Linked DNA regions of Homo sapiens: regions 2 and 3 are each linked to region 1. A link is an interaction called in ENCODE POLR2A ChIA-PET data of the cell type or tissue named here. Cell type or tissue: IMR-90. All regions are shown on one strand. Region 1 overlaps DNM3 (dynamin 3). Region 2 overlaps DNM3 (dynamin 3). Region 3 overlaps DNM3 (dynamin 3).

Region 1 (2,500 bases):
TGATCCTGCTTGTTACAAGTTTCCCAATTCTCAATACTGCATCTTTTTCCTTTAAGAGTGTCCCTCTAGTTGTGAAATAGCATCATTAGGAAATCCTAGGTACACCAGAGAGGAGGGGGAAAATATTTTTAAAGGGAGCCTGGAGAGGGATGGATTGGAGAACCAAAATTCTCGGCCCATTTGGTTTATTTGATTCACCAACCACACCCAGACAGAAATCAAATATAATTTGGTAATATTTTTATGAACTAAGTCTGTGACAATTGAATTCACAGCTAAGATATATTCTCATGAAAGACAACATAATTTCTTGAGTATGAAATGCCTGTGACTTAAAGCAAGCAATTTAAATTCTTTATTGTTTTTCAAATGAAACTCTGAAATGAAATAGGAGTATGACGTCCTACTTGGATGATTGTTTCTGCCTTTTTTGAGGGAGAAAAATAGCAAGTTAGTGCTTTTCAACGTTTTTAAATGTCATTAAAAGATTTTGGAGGAATTCTTCATGCTTAAAACACCTGTGTGAAGTCTAGATTCATTTTTCTAGGGGAATCAGGCATCGTACTTTTCAGGAGCCTTTGCGTATTTCAAACAAATAGATTGATAGGATAGAATCAGCAACTTCAGTTGCTTTCTTCCCAAGGATTCAGTTTCTCTCTTCCCAAGGATTTAAACTGGAGTTGTAACCGAAGCCATTAGTAGTGCCAGCAAGGATTTTGGTCAAAGTGTTTGAGGCATTCATGTTCAGGTTTCTGTCCAAAGACTGTGTTGATGAATGAGCCCAACACGGCTATGTAAAGTTCAAGAACAAAAAGAAATTATGTCCTTCACAGCAAGTTTACTTTTCTTCTAGGATTTCAGAGCAAACACATTGCCCTCTCTCCACCTATTTTCCGGAACAAGTATTTGCTTTCCCCACTACCCTCGTCAGACAAACACTGCAGCTTGGGACAGAAGTGTGCCTCCATTTGGAAACCATAGAACAACCCCAGCTGCTATTCATTAATGATAGGGGACCCAATCGCTAGTTGTAAACATGCTACAGAAAAAATATGATCAATTCTAAGAGACATGCTTTAAATGAGACACTGTAGTGGTAAGCTGTAAGAGAACTGATAGATCACTATTCTACCTTAAAAGAGATTGATACAAATGATTGCTAGGCTTTGTTAAAAAAACTAGCTTTTCTTTTTGAAAGCTATTAGTCACTCTGAAGAACTGGATTCAAGATATTATCTGTCTTGTTTCAGGCTTTTATTTCAAAGAATAAGTTTATATTTTGGTTACTTATGTTAAGGATGGAATTAAAGTGAGTTGTGTGCTGCAGCTTCCTTTTAGCCAGTGTGGTGGTGATTTTGTGAATTTGTGATAGCGTGGGGCCCCCAGGCTGAAGCCAGTAGTGAGACAGCAAGTGTTCAGGTATTTCAGTCAGCAACCTAGGGAGCAGAGCTCTTCAGAAATGAATAAGCAGGATTGCGAAAATATCCCTAGCTGGGCCCAGCCTGAAGGAAATGTTTAAATACCAATATCTCTTTGGCCGTCTTAGAGGCCTCCCAAGAACAAAAATAAAGGAAACTAAGGGCATGTTTTATTGACTATTGGAATAATCAGGTTTTTAGCAATAACATGTAGAATATAGTAAGAAAAAAACTTACGTCAAATAGTAGAATAAACATAAAAAGTCCAAAGAGGATTATTCTTCAAGTCTATTGCTGTTTCAATTCAGTTAGAGTTGAATAATGGCATCTCTGGCAGCCATAAGTGTTTTCTATTATTAGCAGTGTTACCATATACTATCCTGACATTACTAAAGTAATAACACCTTGCCTAGGAGTTCTTGAATTTGAAAAAAAAAAAAAAGCCTTTAAGCCAAACAGCACTTGTAACTATAATGCTAAATGAAGATAATTGAGCTACTTCAATCATGCACTCAAGATATTAATAATAAACCTGTCTTTTAAAAATAACAATTTACAAATAAGAATCTTTGTGTGACTTAACATTGCATGTCTAATATATTTTCAGTTTTCTTTAGTTGACTTATGGTGACACCAACTTACCCATAAAGAATGTCTTTAGTACCTATACCTGCTGAAAAAAAATACTGTGAAGGTTTGAATTATATTCCTTACACATAAATTATATTATTCTGCTTCAACTTGCTGCATTCAAAGGGAAACTATTTACTGGCATGTGTAATTAATTTTAATTAACACACAGCCTCAGCAAAGGGAACCGACATGGTACAAGCCTTGGTAGAAAATGTTAGTCACACTCTGCAGCTAACTCTGAGCAGATGCATAGTTTCATGAAGAAAATATTTGCAACGTCTAACTGTAGCGAGTTTTTCTCCTTTCTTTCTTTTTCTAATTTTGAAACTGCCTGTGTTTATTTCTTAGAATCTGAAAAAAAAAAGTACTGTGGGTATAAAGGAACAGTTTCAAAAAATGCAGTTGCAGAGAGTAGTTTTGACTATTCAAACAAGTAACTGCCTTTGCTC
Region 2 (2,500 bases), 130 kb after region 1:
AATGTCATTTGGACAAATGAGGAACTCATCTTGTGACCTCTGATGTCAGCCAGGAGCTTTCTATTTTTCTCACCATCCTCCCCCTTTAAAAAACAAATACATAAATTTATCATTGGGCATTGTGATTTTTCATGGAACAGTTTTTATTTTTAGCAACTGGCTTTCAAAGCAAGGAAAGATGTTTTTTTAAGCATAATTACTAAGAATAGAAACAACTTTGAGGTGTTCTTTTTGATTCTTAATATTTAAGGTGTCTCATGACATTTGAAGTCTCTAAATGTCATTAATCATTTGTTGCAGGTTTAATATGAGTTGTCATGATGCTTAATATACTTTAATGAAAATAGAATTTTGGCCACATGCTGTTCATTAAAGAAAATATCCAATTTAATATAAGTCCCTCAATTAAAAATCCCATCAAAAGCCTTGTTCCAATTTCACCATGATTCTGGCTATAACACAATTATTTCATTGGAGTGAATCAATGGTTAATGTCAAAGTTTTTAATTCTTCAAGTCTTGGTTTCAATCTGGTTTAAGTGAAAGTAAAATTAGTTTGGTGGTTTCCTTCTTGAGTCTTGCAAACTTGAGTCTACCTTACACAAACATCTCCATCCTGCCACGGTTCGGATGACTGGCAGTCTGTTTAGGCGAGGCCCAGAAACAGAAAGCAAGTCTTGTGAAAGTCAGAATCTGGGAGCTTTGCAGATGCGTCAAGGTAGCCTTCAGATTGCCTCTCTGTTTTCAATGTGTCCCCTATCTCACTCTTCCAAACATCCTATGCTGTAAGAGGGTAAAAGGAAAAGGAAAATAAGAAAGGATCTACATAAGGCAAAGTACAAGTAACATAAATGCAGACAGCAGCAGTAAATATAACAATATGCTGCTGTTAGCCCAGTGGTAACTGGCATTAAGCTAACCAAACACAACTGCTTCCACATCCCATGACAAATAATAGCAAATAGCTCTGTCATTGTTCTCTTTGGGGCTCTAAATTGTTGAAGCTTCAGCCATTGCAGGGAAAGCCTTCCTGAGTTTCAGGGGACCAAGCCCTGCCCTGAGTTTCACCTGACTGATAGAGGAAAACAGCCAAGACAGGAGTCTGGCAGAGAAGCCACTGGCCAGTGAAAAATGCACAGTAGAGGATTATTATTCTTCCTGCAACCAGTCAGTAGCAAATTGTCACCAGTTGGAATCTGCTGAATATTCCTATATACAAGTTAATGTTAGCTCAAAGAAAGGGGGGTTTAAAAAAAAAAGTTTTGCCCAGTGTAAGCAGATACAGATTTGTAGATGACACACAAGCTAGTACTTCTATTTCATCACTGCACTTCGTTGTTTCCCTCACTTGTAAGAAAAGAATGATTTTTACAGGGAAACCTTCACATTCAGACAGTTCTTGTTATTTCTTGTTTTAACGACGTCAACGATTCATGGCATGACATTGCTCATAGCTCTTTCACCTCTAAATTTTATCCAAGCAACAAATTAGAAGAAAGGACTGCTGGGGAACTTCTTCCTTCTTTCTGTGAAAGATCAGAAGCAATTTTTTTTTTTTTTTTTTTGAGGCGGAGTCTCTATCACCCAGGCTGGAGTGCAGTGGCGTGGTCTCGGCTCACTGCAACCCCTGCCTCCTGGCTTCAAGCGATTCTCCTGCCTCAGCCTCCTGAGTAGCTGGGATTACAGGCGTGCACCACCACATCCAGCTAATTTTTGTATTTTGAGTAGAGATAGGGTTTCACCATGTTGCCCAGGTTGGTCTCAAACTCCTGACCTCAGGTGATCCACCCACCACAGCCTCCCAGAGTGCTGGGATTACAGCCATGAGCCACCACACCAGGCCTAGAAGCAAAATTTAAATAACGTTTACTAGAGTTGCTTTAGCCAATAAGAGCCAGGAAATTAAAAATGAAAATGTAAATGCTTCATCTTTCACTCAGAAACATGCCTTAAATGCCTACCTCCAGCAATGTAAGAAAAACATTGAGGATTTAGCTGAGAGTTTGATGGCTTTTGCTTGCCTGTCATAACTTCATTGCTGCTCAAAGGGAGAATTTTAAAACACTCGACATTGAAATCCTTTAGCTTACCATTGCCAATGTATTGTAAGTGTTGTCGGGGGGAACCCCTGAATCTAAACATATATTTACACCCTTAAGTTGCCAAATTAAATCCATCTGGCTTACCAAATGCTGTCGCCAAAAGACTGTTACACTGTTGGTGTGGCCAGTATTTTAAATGTGGGGGATGGGAGGGCAGTGTTGAAAGGCACTAGATTTGATGATAGAATTTACATGTGCATTGATGCCACATTAAGTATTTACATCAAGTTTAGATCCCATGGCAACTCTGACCAAGAAAGAATTCCTACACAAGGCAAGAAGTCTAAAGCCGCTAGGTATTTGCGCCGTCTCCTCATGGCACTTTTTGCCCTGTGACTGCTTTTCAGGCATCACAGCCACGCAATAGGCAAAACCACAAATAGCAAACACTCTAATTTC
Region 3 (2,500 bases), 58 kb before region 1:
TGCTTTTCCATTTTAATAGTAATAATTACATAATAATAATATTGTAGCTAACACTTACTGTTTACTGTGTGCCAAACACCATTCTAACCTCATTACAAGATGTTAAATTTGAAATATGTTGACATAGACTGTCTCATTTAATTCTTGTAACAAAGATGTGAGTTAGGTAAGGAAGGAATTATTCCCATTTTGCAGATGAGAAAGTTGAGACTTAGCAAAGTTCACTTTTTTAAATCAAGGTTACCCTTCTAGTAAATGGCAGAGTTTGAAGCATAATTTAAGTCTTCAGATTCCTAAGTTACTGATTTTTGCAAACAATTCTCTTATAAATGACATCAAATATATAGGTAATTAAGAGTAAGAGAGCGTGCTTTTTTTTTTTTTTTTTTTTTTTTGCCTGTTTGCGTTCTGAACAAAGAAATGTGGGACTCAGTAAGGTGAGAAAAATGACATTTGCCTCCCTAAAGGATCACTAACATTTAGCCCTTGCAGGAAGAACTGAGGTTGAAGAATGGAGTCCAAGAAGCACAATGTTTCTAACACCAGGAGCTGTATGGATTGGGGATCAGAAGGAAGCTGAGCTGGAACTTAAGATGCCTAAAGAGCAAGAAGGGATTATTAAGCCAGTACAAGAATAATAAAGTATAAAGTTACATCTGAACAAATCAAAAAGCCTATACAGGGAACCAAGATATAATGTGAAACAAAACACTAAGAAAACCTTTTCTTTCATTTTTTTATTTGTAAGATGAATTCAATTTATAGAAGGCAAAATATGTTCAAAAAGAAAAGTTGTGCCTTTGAGAGACAGAAGAAAGCAGATAACATATGTCTGTGGAAAATCCGAGGCTTCAACATACATCAGCATGTCCTTTAAGGTATAAATTGTGTTGGTTTCTATACTTAGATTTCATTCCTAGCGATAGCAAAAGCCAAGTGTGAGGGAAGAGTTTAGAGATAAACATGATAGAGAAGGAAATAAAGGGCATTTTTTACATCCAGCGATTTCAGCCATCCTTCCCTCCCTCAAAACAAAAATTCTGACAAATTTAAGAAATTTATGATTGCTATTGCAGCCAAAGGGCAGTTGAGTAAACGGAAATATATCTTACAGTTTGTTTCCAAAAGTTAAAAAATATTATCATAATTCCTTTTGGTGATTTCAGTATCTCAGGTAGGATAGAATCAACCCTATCTATAAAGATATTTAGGAAGCAAAGTAGCATTATTGCTTAACAAATACCTTGACTAACTAATTAAGGCTTCAGAAAAAGAAGACAGAGAGCGAGATTTTTCTGATTATCATCACTCCGTAATTACTAGTATTTTCCATAACCTAGGTAACTCAGCTGTCTAAGAAACAAAATCCAGCTGAAACTGAACCGTCTAAAGTTTTCCTTCTACAATTTTTTAAGGCCCAGCGCAGGATCCCTGTCATGCTAAAGTCTCTCCTGGATGTCTGGAAAAAGTCTTATAGTCTGGGAGACATTCCAAAATATGTGCAGTGACCATTGCCACAGGCGTGAACTTCTTAATGCATTTTGCAGAAATCTCCTCCACAATGAAATTGATTACTGTCTGAAAGGATTTTTTTCCCCTTTTCAAAATAGCAAGCAGCTAGAATATGCTTTTCTTATGTTTTATTACATCCTTAAGTATCTCATGTGGACTGAATGTGACTGGAGAAAGTTACCGGTCTGAATCTGATACATAATGTCTAGTTTAAAACAATTTTTTTACATTGATGGGTTAGATGAACAGCGAAAGGAAAAACTCTGGATGTTTGAAGACTACACATACAAAATTGTACACTGATTACTAAAACTTGAGTTTCTGCACAGTTTTCCTGCTGCAGAAACTGAAATAAGATCAGAGAATAAATGTGAAGAAATGGATTTTCAAGGAACAGGTGGAAATTGAAAAGAAAATGGAACCTGGAGTTTTGTGAGTGTGTCTGTCTGCCTTATGAGAATGACATTTATGAGGATGAAGGAGGGTTGGAGGGTTTGTTGTAATGCTTTTACATAATCAAGATCAAATTGTTCAAGCTCTTTAATGTTATCTATTTGTTGTATTTAGCAAAGGAATGAATTTGTAGCTAATAGGCAGTAATTTGGTTTTTATTCACCTAATAGAAATATTGTAGCAGAGCTGTCACCAGGCTTGTTGTAATGTCAAACAAAAAGTCTGATAAATGAGAAAAAAAGGATATACAGGGAATATATTGCAATTGCAATCATAGCAAAGAAAGAACAGAAAGGATGTCGATTATGAGATTTCTAATTCTTGATTTTGTAGCAGTTTCCATATTCTTGCTAGAAGCTGGAAAGTTGCTCAGTCCCTGGTATCAATCACACCTCAGCTAGACACTGAGGCTAGTCACTGCTGCTGGAAGATTTCTTCCTGACAATGATTCATATGAGCCAATTGTCAGGAGTTTTGAAGTTCTGAAATAGAAGTTGATGTATGTCTTTTACTGTGGTGCAGTCACTGAACATAT

Evidence for each region. ChIA-PET counts read pairs that join two places held together with the same protein. Peaks named below come from ENCODE experiments on the same cell type or tissue, not always from the same donor. Only the 100,000 strongest peaks of a DNase experiment are listed, where the experiment ranks them.
Region 2: POLR2A ChIA-PET joins it to region 1 with 13 read pairs; 7 of 35 experiments call an interaction of 5 or more read pairs at or near these places.
Region 3: POLR2A ChIA-PET joins it to region 1 with 18 read pairs; 2 of 35 experiments call an interaction of 5 or more read pairs at or near these places.

Annotation. Positions count from the first base shown.
Region 1 is chr1:172,268,414-172,270,913 of GRCh38, forward strand. The region is part of intron 15 of DNM3 (dynamin 3); the gene reads left to right. Among named protein-coding and RNA genes, the nearest start is that of DNM3OS, 120 kb to the left of the region's middle. In IMR-90, no CTCF peak of the experiment used is centred here; a DNase peak (open chromatin) is centred at 1,458; H3K27ac peaks cover 133 bases.
Region 2 is chr1:172,393,629-172,396,128 of GRCh38, forward strand. The region is part of intron 20 of DNM3 (dynamin 3); the gene reads left to right. LOC102724528 (a long non-coding RNA gene) reads right to left here. Exons shown (of 3, transcript XR_001738294.3): 3 at 123-782. Among named protein-coding and RNA genes, the nearest start is that of C1orf105, 26 kb to the right of the region's middle. In IMR-90, no CTCF peak of the experiment used is centred here; no DNase peak of the experiment used is centred here.
Region 3 is chr1:172,209,944-172,212,443 of GRCh38, forward strand. All of the region lies in intron 14 of DNM3 (dynamin 3), which reads left to right. Among named protein-coding and RNA genes, the nearest start is that of DNM3OS, 66 kb to the left of the region's middle. In IMR-90, no CTCF peak of the experiment used is centred here; no DNase peak of the experiment used is centred here.